Regions from separate parts of the Mus musculus genome. Here all the other regions are linked to region 1. The links are chromatin loops, found by intact Hi-C in ENCODE. Cell type or tissue: gastrocnemius. All regions are shown on one strand.

Region 1 (8,000 bases):
CTTTGAGTGGGTCTCTAAGGTTCTCTGGCATTCCAAATGCTCTTGTTGGGCAGAACTCATTGGAATGCTGGATGAAGCGAACCTTTGCTCTGAGCAGCGGCTATTAGCACAATCAGTGAGACTTCAGCTATATGCAGAATCATTGGGACCATGCACGCTTGGGAGCTGGCAGTGGGATCCTAGGAGTGCTTCGTGCCACTTGTTGAACCTACTAAAGCAAAATGCAGTGTAATCGCTGACCAGCCCAAAAGCATGTTTAGCTGTTACCTATTAGTGCAGTGACGGGGCCCTCCGAGACACTGATTTGAATGCAGCCTCTGCCCTCTTCCCACCACCCTTTACTGTCCTCCTTCACATTCAGGCCAGGGGGAAGAGGGGCATCGTAGAAGAGGGAACAGGGTCCAGATGGGAAGAAACGGAAGGCTGGGAAGATCGTTTCGGAAATAGGTCAGGTACTTGGGAGATTAGACAAGCTTGCTTCATCCCTGAATACAATTAGGAGGAATTAGACCTGCAGCAAGTAGCTTGGATTTATCAGCTTTAATTGTCTATTGTCAGAGCCCAGCTCTCCTCTGGAGGATCCTGGTGGCAGTGTACACTCTAATACTTTTAATGGCCCTCCGTTGTGGGCTTAGCTCTCCTAAAAACCAGTGTCTGCTCTTTTCAAAGGAGCTCTGGGAAGCCTACCTACAAACACCAAGCTGTTACTTTCTCTGTGGTGGATCCCATTCTAAGGTCCCCACAGGTGCACCTTCACGGGGAAGGAAGATGGCTATTGAACATTAATAGGCACCTAGCTTCCCTGGTAGGCCCTTTCAGGAAACAATGGGCTGTAGATGGTGAGCAGATAAGTCCAGGCTGATGGCTTCAGAATCTCCCACTCTCTTTGTCAGGGCTGATGGGTCAAAGCCCCCTCACTCTCTTCCTGTTAAAAGGGTTATCAGGCTTATATGCAGCCAATAGTAGAAAGGTTTTTTCAGAAGATAAGGTGTCTATTGGACGAGGCCTGTTATTGTAATACTATTGTTCTCTGTTTCCTCTATTACCCCTCAGCCTCTCAGGTGGGAAAGGCAGTATTTGAAGAACTAGTCAGTTGTCTCCAGACTCCAGGCCTAACGTAAAAGGACTTCCTTCCTGCTCTCTAAGCTTGGTGTGATAGTCGGAACTCTTGAGTTTTGGCCTCCACAAGTTGTAAGGTTGTTTTCCTAGGCAGTAGGCATGCCGGTGAGCTGCCATCCCCCAAGGGTCATGGTTGCAGGTGAGATCTTGTCACCATGAGCAGAGCCAGGAAGCATGTGCGTCCTAAGCTTCTGCAAAGCTGGTCCACAGCTTACCTGGCAGGGAAATGGGGTTTTGTCTTAAATCTGATATTCAGCTCAGGTAAAGAACTACACCCCTTGGAGCAGAATTTATGTGTGGGACAGGGGTCAGTGATTCTAGAACTCATGACTACTTCTTTAGTTCTCTTTATCTGCTTCTAACTCCTGGAGAAATTGAGTGCACATATGTACTATCAAGCAAATGCATGCATACACACACAGAGACACATCCTCTACCATCTGCAATCTTCCCTTAGAAAGGATGAGGCGTAGTCATCACACACACACACACACACACACACACACACACACACCCTTTTGCCTCCATGACAGAGCCTCTATGCTAGGCTAACCTGCTTTGTAGCTGAAAATGACCTTCAATTTTTTATCTTCCTGCCTCAACACCCCCAGGTGGAGATTATAGGCGTATGTTACTTTGTTTGCTTTGTGCTGTGCTAGGAATTGAGCCCAAGGCTTTGTGTACACCGATGTCTTTTTCTCTCCACTGTGAGCCTTTCTCCTTGCTGTGAGGCCTCTCCTCTCACTGAAAGAGAGAGGTGTACTTTGGTCCCAGGCTCTCACTGATGTGGAAGCTATCCTTCCTCCCTCAGACTCTGAGAGAAGATTTTTCAAGGAAAGTGCCCATGAGCGTGCACCTGCCCTGCTGCCTCTCTCTCCCTAAGCATCCCTGCCCTGGCTCGTCTTAGTTCAGGCTCATTCCTTTTCCCACCAAATTCAGGATAGATGTCTTCTGGGTTCAGAAATGATTGCTTTTCCCACAGCCTTTTTCAGGAGTTAAGATCCCTCTCATGTCTGAATCACTATAATAAAAACATAGTTAGAAAGGCAATCAGATCTTAGAAACCCACAGTGGTTTTCCCCGTTTGCCAGGGACACGATGGTTACTGTTGGCACTATTTGTTAAGTTGGTGGATGTTCAACTGAATAAATAACTTAAAAGTATGTGGATAATCAGATAAAACCAGAACTGTGACAGGACCAAAATATGCTGAGGCATCCTGACATGGCAGCCATCTTGAAAGTTTTTACCGACCTTAGGAGAGTGCTTATCTTTGTTACATTACGAGAAGAGAGCTCTGCTTTAATTTACTTAATCTTTGTTTCTCTTCTTTAGGAAGTCAAAACAGTGACATCATCCTCTACCATCCCACAGGCCGCTAGGATCACCATTCCCAAGTCTAGGCCCTGACAATGTTTGTCCTAGTTGGGGGGAGGGGTGAGTTATGTGTCACGCAAAGGAAGCTTATGCTATTTTTAGATTGATTTAACACACCATTGAAACATATCATACACATATCACACCCATGACACACACGCGGCGTTGTAACACAGCATGTGTCATACATACATTCTCTCTCACTCACACACATAACTTGCTCTTCTTGTCCGGCTTTTAAAAATGGAAGGCAGCCCAGAGAAGCCAAGCCCGGTTGACTAGAGTTGAAAAGGCTGTTAAAGTTTAAAAGCCAAGTGCCCCTCCAGTTCTCAGCCCGGCTTTGAGACATGTGGGAGGGCTTCGAAGCCACAGTGCCCCTCTCTAAGGCTCAGGCTTACAGTTGGTCCCCAAATGTTTACCAGCATGAAGATGCCTAGCTTACAGGAAGTGGGAAATGGGTGTGGGGGGTTGAGGGTGGGTGGGTGAGTAGGGAGTGGGGAAGAGGGTGGGGGGTGATCTATTGATGTGGTTAGCCTGTCATTGACCTTGTTTGGCTATAGCAGGAGTTGAATTAGAAAATGAAAACCCGTTTCATCTTGAGCATATTTTATCCCTTTTTTTTTTTTCTTACTTTCCTTAGGGGAAAAAAACTTTTTTAAGCCCAAGTGGAGTCCAGTCTCCAGATTTGGTGCTCAGGTTCCCTCCGTGCCGCAATAGCAGCTACTATAGTCGTTTTGCTCATAGTCATCTGGCCGCCTACAGAGTGATTCCCAACCTACCCAAAGACTAAAGGGGCGGGGAACCTGGCCCAGGAGCTGAAACTGAACGAATGGTGGGTTTGCTGATGCATCAAAAGAAAGGGACGGGGCTTTCAGAGAACATAGCTATTGGGATTGTGATGGGCTACCATTTCACAGATGAATGAAGACAGCTGCTGAGATTGGGGTGTCCTGACACTGGAGAAAATGAAAAAACAAAACAAAAAACAACAACAACAACAACAAAAAAAAAAACCGACCAAAACTGTATCCAGCGTGTTGCTTAGAAGAAATATTTTTTAAAAGATTTATTTATTGCCGGGCGGTGGTGGCGCACGCCTTTAATCCCAGCACTTGGGAGGCAGAGGCAGGCGGATTTCTAAGTTCGAGGCCAGCCTGGTCTACAGAGTGAGTTCCAGGACAGCCAAGACTATACAGAGAAACCCTGTCTCGAAAAAACAAAAAAAAAAAAAAAAAGATTTATTTATTATATGTAAGTAAGTACACTGTAGCTGTGTTCAGACACCCCAGAAGAGGGCATCAGATGGTTGTGAGCCACCATGTGGTTGCTGGGAATTGAACTCAGGGCCTTCAGAAGAACAAACAGTCAGTGTTCTTACCCACTGAGCCATCTCTCCAGCTCCTAGAAGGAATATTTTAATACTTAGGATTCCAGACCATGGCCACTTCAGTTCTTTGTGCTGTGCACAGGCACTAGCACCTCCTGGTCTCCTAGCTTTAGTGTCCACATCCGGGAGTGCGGGGCTCCAGCCTTTGGAGGGTGCTGGGTGGCGCTCAGCCCACAGTCAGGCCCTGCTTAGCTGTTCTGCTCTGGACGCTACCTAAGTGCTATAATATGAATTTGCCCTTCATCTTAGCTTATACCACTATCTCTCCTTAACTACCACCGTCAGCATCAGAACTTGGCCTGGAACTGTTTGTTTTGTTTCCCCCTCATCTCGTGTTCGTTTGTCCTGGAGCAAATACTTCAAGGATATTATACTCCAATGATGCTCTATCCCTTTTTTTTTTTTTTTTTGGTTTTTTGGTTTTTTGTTTTTTTGTTTCCTGATGGTTTCACCTATGGCTTTGTCCAGCACAGCTGGAACACCTGGAACTAATTTTAGGGTTGCCTGGATGAGCCTCACACTGATATTTGATGTTTGCGTCCTCCCTAGACTCAAGCCTATTTCGCCACCTCGGAAGGTGAGCCCAGGCTGATATTAATTAACCATGAGTTGATTCACAGGCATCTTCCAGTCATTAAAGCAAACATTTGGCTTAAAATAGCCCTCTTCCCACTCTGACTGCCACCCTTTGCTTCTTTCTTTACACCACAGTGGTGGAATCACTGACACTTACATGGTATCTGTGCCCCAAGAGCAAAGTTTTTCATGAAAGGAAAGCAGGGTAAACCGTGTTAACTGCTGTGCAGTGGAGACAGCTAGCAGCAGGCCAGACCCTGAGATGACTACATTGTTTTTCTGTCCATAGTGGTGCTGACTCAGCATCGGTTAATAAACCCTCTGCAGGAGGCTGGATTTCTTTTGTTTAATTATCACTTGGACCTTTCTGAGAACTCTTAAGAATTGTTCATTCGGGTTTTTTTGTTTTGTTTTGGTTTGGTTTTTTTGGGTTTTTTTTTTTTTTTTTTTTTTGGTTTTTGGAGACAGGGTTTCTCTGTATATAGCCCTGGCACAAGAGCAAGCTAACAGCCTGTTTCTTCTTGGTGCTAGCGCCCCCTCTGGCAGAAAATGAAATAACAGGTGGACCTACAACCCCCCCCCCCCCCCCCAGTGTATTCTACTCTTGTCCCCGGTATAAATTTGATTGTTCCGAACTACATAAATTGTAGAAGGATTTTTTAGATGCACATATCATTTTCTGTGATACCTTCCACACACCCCTCCCCCCCAAAAAAATTTTTCTGGGAAAGTTTCTTGAAAGGAAAACAGAAGAACAAGCCTGTCTTTATGATTGAGTTGGGCTTTTGTTTTGCTGTGTTTCATTTCTTCCTGTAAACAAATACTCAAATGTCCACTTCATTGTATGACTAAGTTGGTATCATTAGGTTGGGTCTGGGTGTGTGAATGTGGGTGTGGATCTGGATGTGGGTGGGTGTGTATGCCCCGTGTGTTTAGAATACTAGAAAAGATACCACATCGTAAACTTTTGGGAGAGATGATTTTTAAAAATGGGGGTGGGGGTGAGGGGAACCTGCGATGAGGCAAGCAAGATAAGGGGAAGACTTGAGTTTCTGTGATCTAAAAAGTCGCTGTGATGGGATGCTGGCTATAAATGGGCCCTTAGCAGCATTGTTTCTGTGAATTGGAGGATCCCTGCTGAAGGCAAAAGACCATTGAAGGAAGTACCGCATCTGGTTTGTTTTGTAATGAGAAGCAGGAATGCAAGGTCCACGCTCTTAATAATAAACAAACAGGACATTGTATGCCATCATCACAGGATGTCCTTCCTTCTCCAGAAGACAGACTGGGGCTGAAGGAAAAGCCGGCCAGGCTCAGAACGAGCCCCACTAATTACTGCCTCCAACAGCTTTCCACTCACTGCCCCCAGCCCAACATCCCCTTTTTAACTGGGAAGCATTCCTACTCTCCATTGTACGCACACGCTCGGAAGCCTGGCTGTGGGTTTGGGCATGAGAGGCAGGGACAACAAAACCAGTATATATGATTATAACTTTTTCCTGTTTCCCTATTTCCAAATGGTCGAAAGGAGGAAGTTAGGTCTACCTAAGCTGAATGTATTCAGTTAGCAGGAGAAATGAAATCCTATACGTTTAATACTAGAGGAGAACCGCCTTAGAATATTTATTTCATTGGCAATGACTCCAGGACTACACAGCGAAATTGTATTGCATGTGCTGCCAAAATACTTTAGCTCTTTCCTTCGAAGTACGTCGGATCCTGTAATTGAGACACCGAGTTTAGGTGACTAGGGTTTTCTTTTGAGGAGGAGTCCCCCACCCCGCCCCGCTCTGCCGCGACAGGAAGCTAGCGATCCGGAGGACTTAGAATACAATCGTAGTGTGGGTAAACATGGAGGGCAAGCGCCTGCAAAGGGAAGTAAGAAGATTCCCAGTCCTTGTTGAAATCCATTTGCAAACAGAGGAAGCTGCCGCGGGTCGCAGTCGGTGGGGGGAAGCCCTGAACCCCACGCTGCACGGCTGGGCTGGCCAGGTGCGGCCACGCCCCCATCGCGGCGGCTGGTAGGAGTGAATCAGACCGTCAGTATTGGTAAAGAAGTCTGCGGCAGGGCAGGGAGGGGGAAGAGTAGTCAGTCGCTCGCTCACTCGCTCGCTCGCACAGACACTGCTGCAGTGACACTCGGCCCTCCAGTGTCGCGGAGACGCAAGAGCAGCGCGCAGCACCTGTCCGCCCGGAGCGAGCCCGGCCCGCGGCCGTAGAAAAGGAGGGACCGCCGAGGTGCGCGTCAGTACTGCTCAGCCCGGCAGGGACGCGGGAGGATGTGGACTGGGTGGACATGAGAGAGGCTTATCTCAGATGTTGGATCTTCTCTTGGAAAAACGTGTGGGTACGACCTTGGTAAGGAACCAGATTCTGTCTTTAATACGATTTGAAACCTTTTATCCCTTTTTCTTTCTTCCTTTTTTTTTTAACTTTTCTTTTCTCCCCCCTCCCCCTTTTAAAAAAAAAAAAAGAATGAAGCCTCAGTAGAAACCAGCGCTTCTGTTTTAGTACGCGGAGCACTGTCAAACATTTAGAAGACTTTTTTCCTCCGTATGAATCATTAACCCTTTCAGTTCTAGACATAATTGTCAATTCACTGAAATTTCAGTAGTGGTTCTTGTCCGCTTCGCCACTCGCTGCCTTTACATTACTGTAACTATCCCGGGTTGACTTAGGTTTTCACTTGTATTTAACATCGTTTGTTCCACATGACCTTACATGTTGGAACTAAATAAGAATGAGATAGTTTAAGTTGTACCCGGGACAAGGACAAGTAAGCATCTTTCCCCTTCTCGGAGCGTCCTATCTAGGGACGAATTGTAAAGACCAGCTCCGGAGAGGGACTCCCGCTGTACTGTGTTTACATTTTCACAAGCGCGCGTTCTAACATGGTTATCCTTATTCCTAATTTTTATCTGCGGCGTCTATGTGGGAATACGTTGCAGAGGCTGTTTTATCTTTCTTGCTTTTCCTCTTTGGAAAGGACTTTTTCCGAGGGCAGATAAGAGGAGGATCCCCAAGTCTTCTGTATAACTTTAGTTACAGTAAACTGTGCCACTTCAGTGACTTCTGGGAATTCATGCACTTTCACATTTAAATAGAAAGTGCTATTTGTGGCTGAGGGCTCCTAAAGGAATTCTCTTCAGGGAATTCTATTGACTTTTTTTTTAATATGTTTTGTTTTTAATTTTTCTATCTGGCTCGAGATGCCCACGGATTAAAAAAACAAACAAAACTGCTGGGTGTTTCCCTCTTCCCCAATTTTTCTTTTCCTGTGGTCCATGGGAGCTCGGGAAGGCTGGTACTCAAGGATGCTGGCAGGATGCAACCCCTCTCAGGCTTGCCTGCTGGAGGATGAAAGAGACTGAACGCGCGCGCGCGCGCGGCAGAGGGAGGGGACCTAGTTGTTTTGAAAGTTGCTTCGCTAGGGAGCTGGTGGGAAAGTTCAGTTTTCCCCATTTGGAAAAGGCAGACTGGGTTCCGCTCCTGCACCACACGTGTTTTCCATTTTTAGCTTCATTCAGACGCAGGCAGCGCC
Region 2 (8,000 bases), 130 kb after region 1:
GTGTGAAGTGGAATCCCAGACACTATTGTGGATGCCATCAAGAGTTTGCTGACAGGAGCCTGATATAGCTGTCTCCTGAGAGGCTCTGCTAGTGCCTGACAAATACAGAAGTGGATGTTCACAGCCATCCATTGGACTGAACACAGGGTCCCCAATGAAGGAGCTAGAGAAAGTACCCAAGGAGCTGAAGGGGTTTGCAGCCCCATAGGAGGAACAGCGATATGAACTAACCAGTACCCACGGAGCTCCCTGGGACTAAACCACCAATCAAAGAAATCACATGGTGGGTGGGGCTCCTATCTCTAGCTGCATATGTAGCAGAGGATGGCCTAGTCGGTCATCAATGGGAGGAGAGGCCCTTGGTTCTATGCCCCAGTAAAGGGGAAAGGCAGGGCCAGGAAGTGGGAGAGGGTGGGTTGGTGAGCAAGGGGAGGAGAGAGGGGATAGGAGGTTTTCAGAGGGGAAACCAGGAAAATAAAGAAAATATCTAATAAAAAATTAAAAAAATATATTATTCTCTACATCATTATAAACATTTCAGCTTCCAAGGCATACAACTCAGATAATACAATAGAATATTCATATCAGACTAAATTTACTTATGAAGGATTAAAATGTTAATTCATTAAAACCGCCAAGAAGCATCTGCCTAGGTAATGGCTTCATGTATGGCTGTCAGAGTTGATTCATGATCAACATAATCTATGCACACATGTTGCTCTGGCCACATGCATATGTACTGAAACAATCTGCATGGGCCACAAAACAAACCTAAAATCCTTGAAAACCAATAAGCACAACCCCTACAAATATTAACCAGTGGTCTGACTACTACAGGAATAACCACTTGCTTTCTGACTGCATCTGAGGCCTGGTGCATAGGAGAGATCCATGGCTGGTTTACAACCTAGATAAAAATCCATAGGCAGGGAGGTCACAGTCCCTAGGGATACAGAAGTTGTGAAGAGAGAACCTCAGCTGAGAAAATGACCCCGCCACACTGGCCTGTGGGGAAGCTGTGTAGCATGTCTTTGATTAGTGACTGCTGTAGGTAGATGCATCCCTGCACTCCTTCCATGACGGACTGGACGTGGAACTGTAAGATGAAGGTAGGTATGGCCCTGTTGTTTTTCCACTGCAGGAGAAACCCTAAGCAGGACAGGAGGGAAACACAACCGCAGTTTGTGCTAAACAAACACATGGTCAAACTGCCTTCTAAATATTTATGAGAATACCTATGGATCAGTGCTGCTTTCAGCCTGTCAGAGAAGCTGCTTTCTACAGTAGGGAGCAGTCAGTACATAGCTGAGACACCTATAAATCTACTTCCAGAAACCCCAGGAAACGTCCTGGAAGAGTGACAGGAAAATGCTAAGCAGCAGAGAGGATGAGGAAACACTGTCTGCTGGTCATGACGCAGCTGTGCACTCTGACTTCAGTGCAGTCACAATTCTCAAGGTCAACCTAACCAGTGATGCCAGCATGGATGGGGAAGGGCTGTGCAGCTCCACCCCAGCTGAGGAGCTACTAACCACTGATGGGCACTAGGACAAGGGGTCACTTTTCTTCAGGTGTGTGATGCAGGCAGCAAAAACTGGACTCCAAACTGGAGGACACCAGGGTAGGAGGGACACATACTGGGGGTGTGTGAGCAGAGTGGGACAGGAGGAGAGCTTGGGTGGATATAGTCAAGGTACATTATTTATTTATATATACACACACACACACACACACATACATATATATGAGTGTGTGTGTGTGTAACTGTTCAAGAATAAATACAAATATTTCTAAATGGATGTGACTCAACAACACTGTCATATATTTTTATAAGACACACATATATGTATATATCTATATATAAATCAATCTATCTATCTATCTATCTATCTATCTATCTATCTATCTATCTATCTATCTATCTATAAATAGGCTCAATCAGAAAGAATACAAGTTGCTTTGGCTTACTTTGCATGTCTGCAAGTGTGTGTGTATGAGTGGTACTGGGGAAGTAACTTGGTCCTTGGGTGTGCTAAGCACATGCTCTACCACACTGATCTACACTTCCAGCCTGCTTTGTTCTCTTTAAGTTGATTTCTCTTCTAGTATTCCTAAGTGAGCACCCTACATACAACCTACTTGAAAGTATTAGCAGATAGGTATTTTTAAAGTCTGAGTAATTCTACCAAAAGCAACTCTCATATTTCCCCAAAAGAAGGAACCACTGCTAAGAACCAAAGCCTGGCAATCTGCTTTCAGCAGACAGGTGTGTGCTCTGCGTGCTATATGAAAATTACTTATGAGAAGAGCAGGGGGAAAATTAGAAGGCAGTTTTCCCTACTGAAACTAATAAGTGATTAAGCAGATTTCTGACAGCACAGAGCTGTCAGCAGGCTGAAGGATCATCTGAGGAGCAGCATCCCAATGCTAGCACTGCGTACAGTTTCAGAACACTGGAAGTCCCACGTGACGAAGAAACCAGCTGACCAGCTGGGATAGTTGTGAATGTTAAGGTTAAGTGACTTAAGATAGGATTTTTTTTTTAAGAATATAAAATTTTATGACACGTTAGGAAGGCCATCTAGTGATATTGAAACATAAAGGTGATATGGTTGGATAAATTACTGTATAAAACTCCTTCTAAACAGTGTGAGATATTAAGACTGCTCTTATATATTATATACATTAAGAATACCAATCATATCCCATTAAATGAGAGAAGAAAATATAAAATCTTAAATACTTTAACCATAAGTATATTTTTAATTATTTAGGGAAAATAGAATGAACAGTTAGTGCTGGCATCTTTAGCTCCTGTCTACAAAGTTGCATTGAGTGCTACAGTTTCTGCTTAGGACAGGACTACAATGTGTTTGCCTTGGTTTTTTTTTTTTAAACCAGTTTTTTTTTTTTAATCCCAATTCTTTTTTTCCCTTGTTTTATTAGATATTTTCTTTATTTACATTTCAAATGCTGTCCTGAAAGTTCCCTATACCCTCCCCCTGCCCTGCTGCCCTCCCTACCCACCCACTCCCACTTCTTGGCCCTGGCATTCCCCTGTACTGGGGCATATAAAGTTTGCAAGACCAAGGGGCCTCTTCCCAGTGATGGCTGACTAGGCCATCCTCTGCTACATATGCAGCTAGAGACACGAGCTCTGGGGGTACTGGTTAGTTCATGTCGTTGATCCTCCTATAGGTTGCAGACCCCTTCAGCTCCTTGGGTGCTTTCTCTAGCTTCTCCATTGGGGGCCCTGTTTTCCATCCAATAGCTGACTGTGAGCATCCGCTTCTGTATTTGCCAGGCACTGGCATAGCCTCATATGAGACAGCTATATGGGGTCCTTTCAGCAAAATCTTGCTGGCATTTAAGATAGGATTGTTACTGTCAAGGTCATACTAAGAGTAGTGGGCAACTCAGGCAACTGGAGGCTATATGTCCGGGAATGCTGGGAGAACTAAAGTTAGTCACTGAACCAGTCACCTCAAACATCAGGAACCAACACAACCTTGTAAGGTGTAAGGTCTGATAGGTGACAGCTTTCTATTTTGTGGTGGTAAATACTACACACACTTCTATTTTCAACAGTGTGAACATTTTAAAGTGTGTTACATTTAACATAAGTACCACCAATCAATTTTTTAAAATGACCTTGTTCTTACTATTTTAATCAAATTCTCAGAAAGGAGAGGTGAAACTATCATGATAAAAGAGAAAGACATACCAGTAACTGACAGCATGGATGTGTGTGTGCATGTGTGCTGTGACATGTACGTGGTGGTCACAGGGATTAACCTCTGGCTAACAGGCTTAGATGGCAAGTGCTTTTCCTTGCTGGATCACCTCATCTCCCAATACTGTTTCTTACAACCAAGAAATTCTTAGTGAAACTGTTGAAAGAGTTTCCTTTACAATTCCTTTTAAGATGACATATTAATGACTGAGGCTTCAAGGTTACTGCAGATCGTCTTATACATAGATACAAGCAATGGCACTCATTCTATTTCTAAAATTGAACTTAATGGGATCAATAAAAATTGCCTACTTGGTAGATAGAAATTTTCTGTAACGAAGAGAGGGTTCCAAAGTTTTAGCTCTGCTTCAGTTTCTTCACACTGTTTGTGACTTTTCTCTATTAGAAGAAAGGGGATTGAGGGCTGGGAGCCACAGAATGGGAGGGATAGTATACACGTGTACAAACTGAATTTCAAATAAGAAGCAACGACAGGCTAAGAAAACCAAAGAAATGAACCAACAGCCCATGAAAGAGAACAGGCTCTGCCGAGAGGCTCCACTGTCTCTGCTCAAATCCCTGGCTTCCTAATCACCAGGTGGATGAAGCCATGAGTATCAGGGCCTAGAGTATCTCTTAATGATCTCATCTGTATAGAAAATATGAACACATAAGGGAATAAACACATGTAGAATAGTTAAGACAGTACCTGGCCTTAAAAAATACAAAATAAATGTTAGCAATTACTGTTATTCATGTATAATTTGCTTCCCTTACAAACTTTTCCCCACAGGAAGGAATTTAACTCTAAACCATCTGAGATTACTAAATACATTAAAAACCTGCTGTGTTGGACTGCCCCCTGCAGGCCTCAATTTACCCACTTATTTTACAAGGAACAGAGAATATAAGATTCAGATATGTTTTAAAACGACACTAAAATCATTATTCAATCCCTCCTAGCAGTAAGACACTGTCTATAACAGCTATCAAGATGCAAAGGAAGTCAGTTCTTTTCCTCAGCAATCGACTAAATCCAGAAAATCGACACACACTTCAACAGAATGAACTGGGGGAGATAATAAAAACCACTGCCTGCATTACAAGGACAAGGGAAAGCTGAAGATACGAAGGCCCAGGTTCAGTCGTGCAGCAGGTAACCAGCTGGACACTGAGCAAGTCATTTTTTAGGTCAAAATCAGTGTTAAGATGTCAGACTCCTAGTTTCTGTCATGGCAAAGGAGAAATACCTAAGATAAGAGCAAAGAATTAACCTATATACAGCACAGGTGAAAGATTGGGAAAGATTAGCCAGAAGAGATGGTAAGGTGAGGTTAAAGGCCCTGTGAGAGAAGTTAACCAGGTAAGAAAATAGAACAGTCCAGTATTTTTATTTTAAAGATTTATTTATTTATTTTATGCCTGAGCTGTACAGATGGTTGTGAGCCTTCATGTGGTTGCTGGGAATTGAACTCAGGACCTCTGCTCTCTCCGGCCCTGCTCACTCTGGCCCAAAGATTTATTTATTATTATATGCAAGTACACTGTAGCTGTCTTCAGACACATCAGAAGAGGGAGTCTCATTAAGGATGGTTGTGAGCCACCATGTGGTTGCTGGGATTTGAACTCAGAGCCATCAGAAGAGCAGTCAGTGCTCTTAACTCCAGCCCCCCAAACAGTCCAGTTTTAAACAATACCATGTGATTTAGATGCTAGATAGCTAATATATAATATCAAAATTATCACCAAAACAAACATCCATATGCCAGCTGTGTGTGGTGGGACACGGACTTGGTCCCAGTACTGAACAAGGCTGAGGCAGGAGAGATCAAAGGCAACCCTGGCTACAGAGCAAACCAGTCTCAAAAACAAAATAAAAAGCTATCGTTTGGAGGGAAAGAAACACAGCAGGCAGTTAGTTCTACAGGAACCATGACAAGTTCTGTGAGGAGGAAGGGGTAAGATGCAAATGGAAAGCTGAGACTTAAGGCAGGTTGTTCTGGGACATTAGAATGAGTGAGTCAAAGAAAGTGAACAAAACTTACTCCAGAGTCCCGAGTCTGCGGACTTGCAGGGAAAGAAAGAGGAAACGGAAGCACAGGCTTACGCTGCTTGTGGTAGACACTACAAATACAGCAGCGCACACACAGCCTCGTGTCATGAACAACTCATCACACGTATTCCACTCGCCAGAAATACAGAAAGCCTGACAAACATTAATTTGCAACAATAGTATGATCTAAGGTAACTCAACTTGCCCAGTGCACAGCTGATTAGATAGCATCTGTACCTCTTTTCCACACCAAGCATTCTGAGACATTACAGTGAAGCAGGCGCATTTCATCTCCACAGTAACAAAATACTACAATCAGAGTTTTTTAGATGAAGAAGATCCAGAAATGAGACATAAGTGCCCAAGTGTTTCCCAACCTTCCTAATGCTGCAACCCTTTAGTATAGTTCCTCATGTTGTGGTGACCCCTAACTATTTAATCATTTCATTGCTAGTTCATAACTGTAATTTTGCTACTGTTATGAATAGTAATATAAATATCTGATATGCAGGCTATCTGATATGTGACCCCCCCCCCCCCCATAGGATTGTGAACCACAGCTTGGGAACAGCTGGCCTGCTCTGTCCTGAAACTTGCTTTCCAAGCCTGAGATCCCAGTCCTGCATGGCTTGAAGCCTCTCTATTTTAACCACGGCCATGCTCCATGCTACAGGGTTATTCTTTCAGACTGTCCAGGGTAGGGGCATTAGCTATAAGCTGCAGGTTGGTAGAGAAGGCAATCCCTGGGCATCTAACATGACAGACTCTTATTCTTTTCCTTTTCCTTTTTTTTTTTTTTTTAAAGATTTAGTTATTTACTTCATGTATGTGGGTACACTGTCACTGTCTTCAGACACACCAGAAGACAGCATCAGATCCCATTACAGATGGTTGTGAGCCACCATGTGGTTGCTGGGAATTGAACTCAGGACCTCTGGAAGAGCAGCCAGTGCTCTTAACTGCTGAGCCACCTCTCCAGCCCGACTCTTATCCTTAAGGTCGAGTACTCAGTGGAACGTTTTGCACTTTAGAAATCATTAACAGAGATAGCAGCCAGGCATGTACACCTTCAATTCCAGAGACAGAGCTCAATGCCAACACACAGCAACTTATGGGCTGGTCAGGGTTACAGTCAGACACTGTCTTAAAATAACTCCTCACTCCAGTCAAACAAGAACAAAAAAAACTCTAGGAAACACTTCATCTTTATCGTTTTCTCCAAATTTCTACAAAATCCATTCATCAAGCCTTAGAGGTAGTAGAGATGCCTTCTTCAGTAATGGAGTGTCGGCCTATCACATGACCTCTCCACCAAGCAAGGAGAACACTGCTGTGGTTAGAATGGGCCGTCACCATGGAGACTGGCCTCTGGGCATGCCTGTGGGGTTTGGGTTCATTGCTCTAACTGAGGTAGGAGCAGCAGCAGGAGCTCACGGCTCTATTCCTGACTGTGGATGTGATGCAATCAGCTGCCTTCACTTTCCCACCATGAAGCACTGAACCCTAGACTGCGAGTCAGAAGCCTTCCTCCTTCCCAAACGACGCTTCTGTCAGGGTTCTTCACACAAGAGAAGAAAACTAAAACACTAACCAGTGTTTCTTAAAATTAACTTGCTCTTGCAACAGCTCAGGGAACATCTGTTTCCAGAGACGTCATCCCACTTTAGCTTTCTGAGATTCCACCTCAGGCCAAAGCTTCCCAGTGGGCCATGTGCGTCCTCGGCCTGGGATCATGGCAGCATTGTCACTAGAGGAAGGGCCAGAATGGGGCTGAGTTCTTTCTCAGAAAACTGTCATTTGTCTGTCCTAGGATTTATCTGGTCAGACATCAAGCTTACTCAGTGAAAAAAAGTTTTAAAACTTCATAGCTACTAGAAGACAACAGCAATAGCAAACAAGTTAGTCAAAAAAATTGAATAGGAAAATCTAGAAATAAGAAACTGAACTGGTATAAAGGCCCCAACACATCAATGGTAATCTAGAAGAAACAGACACGGAACAGAACTGCACTCATGTCTGTGGTGACTTTATCTTCATATAAAAAGGAAAGCCAGCTTATACACTGGTTGTTTGCATACTTTAGTCATGCAACACAAGCAAGCACATACGCGCGTGGACACACACACACACACACACACACACACACACGAGAGAGAACAGAGAGATGTACTATTCTAGGCATTTAAAGAATCTTTTGAAATTGTCAGATGACCA
Region 3 (8,000 bases), 580 kb before region 1:
TTGTTAAAAACAGAGATGTCAACATGCTCTGAACTGACTGCCAACAAAAACATTCCCTTTGTGTCGCGGCTTTCTTCACAGTGCACTCAGGAAGGACAAAGAAGTTTGACCTGTCTGGGTTGGAGGGCGGCAAGCCGCTGTCCTCAGAATTTCTCTCTAGCAGGTGAAGAAAGAGGAATGGGTGTTTTAAAACGAGAGTTGAGGTGACTGCCCGCACAGGTACTAATTAGCCCTAGTTGCTGTTAGGAAACTGGCTCCCTTCAAAGGCTTCATTGTTTGGCTGCTTCTTCCCTCCACCTGTGTCACCTGCTCCTTTCACTCCACAGCACGTCTAGGGTGTTCTCCCCAGCACTGTAAGGCGCAGATGAAAGTGGTCAAAGGAAAGATCTGGAGATGGAGGCTCTTCATTGAGCCTCGCAGCTAACGCTGACATTGACGGAGATAAGAAGGGACAGGGAACCAGGAAGCTCTTATCTTTGTCTGCCTGTGGCTCTGTTTCTCTTTGCTTACGTCCAAATTCAGACGTTTAAAGATCATATGTCTACGCTCGTGACTCATAGGGTCCTCCGCCATCAAGACAAGCAAATAGTTTCATAGGTAACGTGTCTAGGATAATCTGAATGCTAGGGCTCTCCTTTGCCTTCATTTAAAATACAGGCTCCTAGAAATCCAAGCAAGGGATGGGTTCTCCCTGATGCTAGTTTGCATTGTAATGATCAGAGATTAGTATTTTTCCATCACCTAAAACCATCACCATCCTTTTTTTTTTCTTTTTTTCTTTTTGGTTTTTTGATTTTTGGTTTTTCAAGACAGGGTTTCTCTGTATAGCCCTGGCTGTCCTGGAACTCAGAGATCTGATTGTTAACCATTATTCAGATCTAGCAGTCTCTGTGGGTACAGCAGTACTTTCGGTCTCACTGCCCATCTTAAAAATATATGCATTTCCCTAAACTTCTCTTCCAAGAATTCCCTTTTCATTTACCTCAATTAGGTGCTTTATTGATAGATTGATAGGTTGATTTTTTTTGTTTGTTTTTTTGTTTTGAGAGAATGTTTCTCCATGTAGCCTTGGCTGTTGTGGAATTCACTGTGTAAACCATGCTGGCATCAAACTTAGAGATCTGCCTGACTTTGCCTCCCACCTGCTGGGGTTAAAGGCATGGGCCACCATCACCACACCATGCTTTTTATTTTATTTTGAATTATATGTATGTGTATCTGTGTCTGTGTGGGTTTCTGTATGTGAGTGTGGGGACCTGTGAAGGTTAGAGAGCCACTGGAGAGGGGGTTACAAGTGGTTGTGAGCTTCCTGACACGAGTTGGGAATCAAACTCAGGTCCTCTATAAAAGCAGCAAGTTCTCTTAACTGCTGAGCCAACTCTCCAGACCCCTGCGGCATGATTTTAAAATACATTGTACTTGTAGCATAGATGTAGATGGATACTAGAGCATGCAGGAGAAGCCATATAATTAGGAGTTTTAGAAAAACCACGTATCAGTGGCTTAAATGAGGAAAGGTTTGTTTCTCTCTTTCGTTTTATGTCCAGGGCGGGTAACACAGGGCCTCGCTGCATATTTAGTCAGCCAAGGACCAGATCCAGTGCTCCAGTGTGTGCCATGACCATCCAGTTTGAGAAAACAGCTAAACACATCTCAGAAATCTCTACCAAGAACTGTGTGTTGCTTTTGTTCGTGCTAGGTTGACCGAAGGAAAAGGCAGGGCCACAGCTAATTGCAAACCAAATAAGAATGGTTAAAAAGGTGAGCACCTCCTTCCATTTAGATGCATCTCACACCTTCAAGGCTGCCACACACCTTAGAGAGGCAGAAAGGGTAGGCAATGTCTTTATAGACACATAATACATATCCTATACATAATATACCTCAACTTACATAGATTTAACAGTCTTAAGATTTAATAACTTTTTAAGATTGGATTGTTGCGATTACTCTTTCCTTTTTAAAGTTCTGCACACTTTTGGATCTTGTACACTCGGTGCTCTGTATTGGCAGACTCTATATTAGCAGTCTCTACCAACGTGGATTGAAACATTTTGCCAAAACAATTGTATCTGTATTGAATGTGTCCAGGCTTTCTCTTGTCATTAGGCCCTGGCCATTCATTAAAACATTCATTTACATGGCTTTCCTGTGGTATCAGCTATGACATCACAATTAGAGATGATTATCACACGGGAAGACAGGCACAGATTATATGCAAACAGTCACTTTGTGGAAGGGACTGAGTGCTGGCAAATTTTTTGCTTCCCTGGGCTTGGATAGTGGTGGGGAGCCTGGACCCAGTCTTCGGAAGATACCAAGAGAGGACTGTATTTGTACTGGTGGAATTAACAGGGACGAGTTGTGGCCTAATTCTGGTCATGGAAATCAGACAGCCTTTCTCTTGCTTGGTCACTATCACAGTAGCAGAAAGGACTCCAAACCCCTTTCAGAGTCTCTTCTTAATTGATTCCAGGTGTCATCAGTGGTATTTACTGTGTGCTAATAAATGTGCTCAGCCAGGTGTCACTAGGCTCTGTCCTAGTTCTGGCTTTCCAAAGACCAGGCTCCCACAAAGCCCCTAAAGGCAGAGCTTTCTCCTCCCAGTAGGATGCTAATGCCTGGGAAACAGCCCAGGACTCCAAGGAGCTGTCTCTACTCTCAGGGAGAGCCAGTACCCCCAGTCCCACCAAAGTGTAGAGAGGTCCTTACCATTTTTATTGACTCCTGTTCCAGCTCTTTGTCGTTTAGAGCCAAGCACGGACCCTCTGACACATGTAAAGCTGAGATCAGGATCATCCAAGCCAAAGATCAGGATCGAAGCCTCCTTTTTTTTTTTTTCAGACAACCATGCAGTCAGACACCTGAGGCCCACCTGCCTTATTCTTCAGAAACACTCTAACTTCTCTGACTGTCATTGCGAGTGAACCCATGCTTAGAGCACTTTGGAAAGGTGTAAAATGGTTTCTCTATAACATGGCTGAGGATATGACTTGTTGCTTTGTTGGATCCAGGCACACTGGTGCTTCCGGTGTTGTGTAAAGGGCACCTACACAATGGGGAGAGTAACTGATAAAGGGAAACAACCACTGAGCTCCACGGCCCAGCGTATTTTATAGCCCCGGATTTGCCTCTCTCTCAGTGATCCCGAGAAAGTCACACATTCCTCCTAGGATCTGCAATCTAGGTTCTTTTACCACTTGAACAATTAAGGTTGAGTAGGCCAGGTTCGAAAGACTTTTAAAACTATGACGCTTGTGACTTGCGGACAAGATTTATTATTTGTGATTGCGGTCAACAGGGGGCAGCAAAGCTCCAGCTTTCAGTGTGTGAAGAGCAATCCCTGGGCCAGCAGCAGCAGCACTTCAGACTCATCTTATTCGCTTTATTCATTTGGAACCTGATAAGAGGTTGGAAACCCCAATTAAAGACTCTGTCGGGGGTGCTGGGGGAGATTCTCTTTTGTGAACTGAATAGAAAGGCAGGGCTTTAAGATGAACAGTCATTTTCTTTATACCTTAAAAATGAAGATGTTTTCATAAACAATTGAATTTCCTACTTCCGCCCGGGTCATTTTGTCTACTTAAGAGTGTGTAGGATACTGGAGCCTTCATATAAGGTGATGTCTGGAGTCTGTACTTGATGTCTTTGCGGGTTTTAGGTTGGATATTTAGGTTGGACTACATACAAACACCAGAAGCTTGTTTTTCAGGTTTAAGTATAGCGTATTTATAGCAAATGAGGTGTGTGTAAGTTCATGTGCATAGCAATGTTACAATATTATTTCAGCTTACATTTTACCATAGTTCAGGGAAATGACCTCAAAGTCTTTTGAACAATAGAAATTCTAACTTGTTTATTAACATGTTCTTTATCATAATTTTAAATGGATAGCTGCTTTGATAGCTTGGAAATTATTACAGCCCATGTTCTGCTGCAATACGTGAGAATGTTGATTTAAACATGCCCAAGGTCGCAGGAGAGATGACTCAGGGGTTAAGAGTACTACCTGCTCTTTTAGAGGTCCAAAGATTTGAGTCCCAACACCACATGATGGCTCATATCTGTAACTCCAGTTGTAGAGGACCTGGCACCCTTTTATGGCTTACAAGGGTACTACATACATGTAATATATATGTAGGCAAAAGACCCATACACATAAAAATAAGCCATAAAAAATAAAAATAAAAATGCTAAGCATACTCACAGATGACTTAAAATACCAAGCAAATATGACCATACCACTTGATTCCATTTCATTCAATATTATTAACAAAATGTGACTGACTATGCTCAATAATACCACTCTCTGAAAATTAAAGAGACAGATTAAACAAAAATAAAACACTTTGGATTCTGTTTGGATAGTTAACTGCTCTTTAGTTCTTTCCTTAGCCTGACGTAGTATGGACAAAAAGAAACTTAATCCTATCACGTGAGTTTAGTGGATAAGATAATCAACACCCTTAATCTAAAAATGGCATATTATTTATTGGCAGCATTTGAATCGTCACAAAATTCTCTGTATAAAAGTATGTTAGATTAAATCAGCTATTATCAAAATGATCACCAAGATTAAAGAGCAGCCAAGAGGCAAAGGAAGCAAAAGAGTAAAAGATACAACTATGTTGGCTGTCTAGAAATGTGTGGTTCATATAAATGCCAGGGAAAAAATGGCCAGAAAGCCTATTTCTCAGCTAAGTCACAAATCTCTAGCTGATAGTTGAAGGAATTTGATGGTAAAATAATTGGTATCAAGTCACAGATGTTGCGTCCTATGTTTGGGATTTTTGTAGCTGCTGTGTGTGTGACACTCAGGCAGGGCTATGTACCTGCTACTTCTAGGCTGTATAAAACCCATTGTCTAAAGCGGCCTTGTTCAATAAAGCACCTACTAGCCGCTTATGACCACTCAACTGTATGTTACTACAAATAAGTGTTCAAAGCATTGTAGTAGACATATTTCATAGCTGGGACCTCCAGATAGTTGTCTTTATATTTCTACAAAAAAAGCCCCATTGGCTGATGCTTGTGGGAGAGGTAAAACATTACAGCTGCCAACTCCCCAGGAGTCTTTTCTGTATTTAGCGATTGAACATCTACAACTAGAAAGCATCTGAAAGTCACATTGGAAGGAAATTGTGTATTTGATTTTAAATTGCTCTTCCAAACCAGGGATTTCTCCTTGTATAGCAAAATTGATGATATTAGTTTTTGTTGGATGGCTAGTGTGTACCCTAAGTGAAACATCACATTGCATTTGAAAGGCAATGTCTCCATGGACTCTTCCCAAGTAATTTTCACCACTTACCATAGAACAGATTTTTCCTTCTCTCTAGAAGGAACTCACTCTTGTCAGTGGGCCTAAAAGGTACACTCATTCAGCTATGCTAGGTAGTGCGTCATTAAATAGAAAGCAGGCTGCAGCATAATAGCCCACCCTCTGACCCATTTCCTCCTGAGGGTCTGAACTGCCTGCATTTAAGGAGTGCAATCAAGTAGATTCTGTGATATCTGGCCCGTGATCTATGAGTGAATTTGCTAATGTAACTGCCTCTTCTACTTTGACACACCTGCAGTGAGTCAGCTGATTCAAAGGAGCTACGAGTTCTCGTTCAGAGCCTGGAGTAGGAGAAATTTGCTCAACTGAGGGTTGTATTTTACCTTCAGTGAAAACACATTATCTTTAGTACTTATCTGCTATGCTTCAGATTAGAAGTATTTCAGAATTGAGTATTTTATTTTTCAATATTAGCTCATACTGAAATATCCTTAGGGACAGAACCCCAGTACAATCTTGAAACTCTTTCATATTTTATACCTTACATTTTATACATGCCTTACACACAACTATAGTTTAGATATTAAAAAAAAGCCCCACCCAAGGCTCATGTGTTGAACCTGGGGCTTTTAGAAGTGATTCTATCCCAAGGGCTCTAACCCCATCAATGGATTAATCTGACTATATATCCACAACTTAAAGGACTACAGGCAGGTGGTGGGAAGCCTAGGCAGTAGGGCCTAGCTAGAAGTAGGACCCTGGGGACATGCCCTTAAAGAGTGCCTTTTCCCAGCCTCCTCTTCTCCCCTGAGCTTTCTTTCCTGGCACCCATGAGTCAGTTGCTTTCCTTGACTTCTCATCATGAGGCTCTTTCTCGCCGGAGGCCCTAGCTATTAGGTCACATGACAATGGACTGAACCTTCTGGAACCATGACGATAAATCTCTTCACGTTTTAAATTCTTATCTTAGGTATTTAGTCACAGCAATGGCAAGCTATCAGGGGTTCTTAAATATCACATTTAAAACCATTTTGTGTGTGATACAAAGTCTGTGTATATTGAACCTTCATGTTGGACCTCAAAATGTTTCAGAAATTGGGGCGTTTGGGGTTTTCTGGATCAGGGATACTGGACTTGTAAGAAATAAAAAAAAAAAAAATTTAACCATTGTAAGTGGCTGCATCTCAGTATCCAGAGGACCTGACTGGCTTTCGGGAAGCCCGAGTAGCTCTAGAATTGTCATTTAGTTCTCAAGAGGCAAGGTGTTTAAAAAAAATCTAGTAACTCTCCTTCAAGGTAGAGTCAGTTAAACATTTTGGTTTCTTCATTCCTCACAGATCTTGAGTCAGTCCAAGAAGCAATGAGAAAGTGAAAATAAATTCTCTTTCCCTGAAGCTAGGATCTAGCATCCCTGTAGAATCACTGAGTGGGGAGGGCATACGTGACTGGAAGGCACTCTGAGTGCCTCCCTGTCTGGCATGTTCCTGGAAGTTGCAAACTTACTCAGACGATGAGCTGCTAAATGCCTGGGCACCCCAGCACTGACACCCCAGGGCCAAAGAGCACTTTTAAAAGCAAAGAGTCAAGAAATATATAGCTATTAATCTGATCTACCCTTAGCAATTAACAAATTAAAAGCAAGTACAGTAATGAGCAGAGGTAAGACTCAGCACATTCAATATTATGGTTGGGGTTATTTATTATTATTATTATTATTTATTATTATTATTATTATTTTACAGTTTAAATAGTTTATTCTGCAAAGCAAACACTCCAAAGAGAGGCTGGAGTGGGGAGTGGGCTATTCAAAGGGAAGAGGAGCCTCATGGTTTATGCGTTGTAGATTTTAGAGATTGCATGAGTGCATGTGTGTGTGTGTGTGTGTGTGTGTGTGTGTGTGTGTTACATGTATTATATGTATATATGTAGTGGGTGGCCATATTTATAAGCTAAAGCGATGGTTGGGTTTATTTTTAAGAACTTTAATATTATTGTATGTTAGTATGGCGTGTGTGGGCAGGGACATGCCACCACACTTGTGGGGAGGTCAAATTTGTGGGTCCAATTCATCTTCCACCATTAAATGGGTTGGGGGATGGAACCCAAGTGAGTCACCTCATCTGCCTGTGGTTGAGGTTCCTCATAAGCAGCCACAGCATCACGGGGCCTTTCTAGCTCATTCTTGAAGAGACGAGTCCACTGCACATCATTTAAGCATCATTCACAATTCTTCTTATGCACTAAAACTTATCGTGAGTAAGCATATGGAATAAAACATTTATAACATGACAACCAGAACTTACATGCTTAAAGAAATTTTCAGTCCCTAAAATTGGAACACAAAATTGCTCATCTCTTATCCCTACTTCATTTAATTTTTTAAAAAATGTAACCTTTGTTGCCTGAATAGTTTTAAGTTTATAGAAAAATTGCAGAGATGATACCAAGAATCCCTGTGTGCTCTGTGCCTATTGCCAATACCTTATATTCCTGTGGCACGTTTGTCTCTAAGTCAGCCAGTATTGACACCCCCATGTCAAAGAGCACACCTTATTCACATTCCCTTAGTTTATACCTGCCATGTTTGCTTCAGCTCCAGGGTGGATCCTGTCTAGTATACTATAGCACACTTGACAGTCATGTCTCCTTAAGGGACTCTCAAACTTGATATTTTTGATGGCCTTGACACTTTTGTGAAATACTACCAAAGGACATTGCA

Evidence for each region. A loop is a pair of places that touch in the nucleus more often than their neighbours do. Peaks named below come from ENCODE experiments on the same cell type or tissue, not always from the same donor. Only the 100,000 strongest peaks of a DNase experiment are listed, where the experiment ranks them.
Region 2: it touches region 1 in a loop (2.9-fold over the local background); 28 of 42 quality-filtered maps call a loop at or near these places.
Region 3: a loop joins it to region 1, with 4 times the contacts of the local background. A loop is called at or near these places in 24 of 42 quality-filtered maps.

What each region holds. Positions count from the first base shown.
Region 1 is chr10:44,457,284-44,465,283 of GRCm38, reverse strand. Prdm1 (PR domain containing 1, with ZNF domain) reads left to right here and starts at 6,536. Exons shown (of 7, transcript NM_007548.4): 1 at 6,536-6,817. The coding sequence starts at 6,776. In gastrocnemius, CTCF peaks have their summits at 4,982 and 6,628; DNase peaks (open chromatin) are centred at 4,999, 6,562 and 7,855; H3K4me3 peaks cover 2,915 bases; H3K27ac peaks cover 2,173 bases.
Region 2 is chr10:44,325,133-44,333,132 of GRCm38, reverse strand. All of the region lies in intron 6 of Atg5 (autophagy related 5), which reads right to left. Among named protein-coding and RNA genes, the nearest start is that of Mir1929, 31 kb to the left of the region's middle. In gastrocnemius, a CTCF peak has its summit at 4,597 (motif pointing left); a DNase peak (open chromatin) is centred at 4,597; H3K27ac peaks cover 469 bases.
Region 3 is chr10:45,040,778-45,048,777 of GRCm38, reverse strand. No RefSeq gene overlaps it. Among named protein-coding and RNA genes, the nearest start is that of Gm40639, 20 kb to the right of the region's middle. In gastrocnemius, a CTCF peak has its summit at 3,292 (motif pointing right); a DNase peak (open chromatin) is centred at 3,312; H3K4me3 peaks cover 332 bases; H3K27ac peaks cover 443 bases.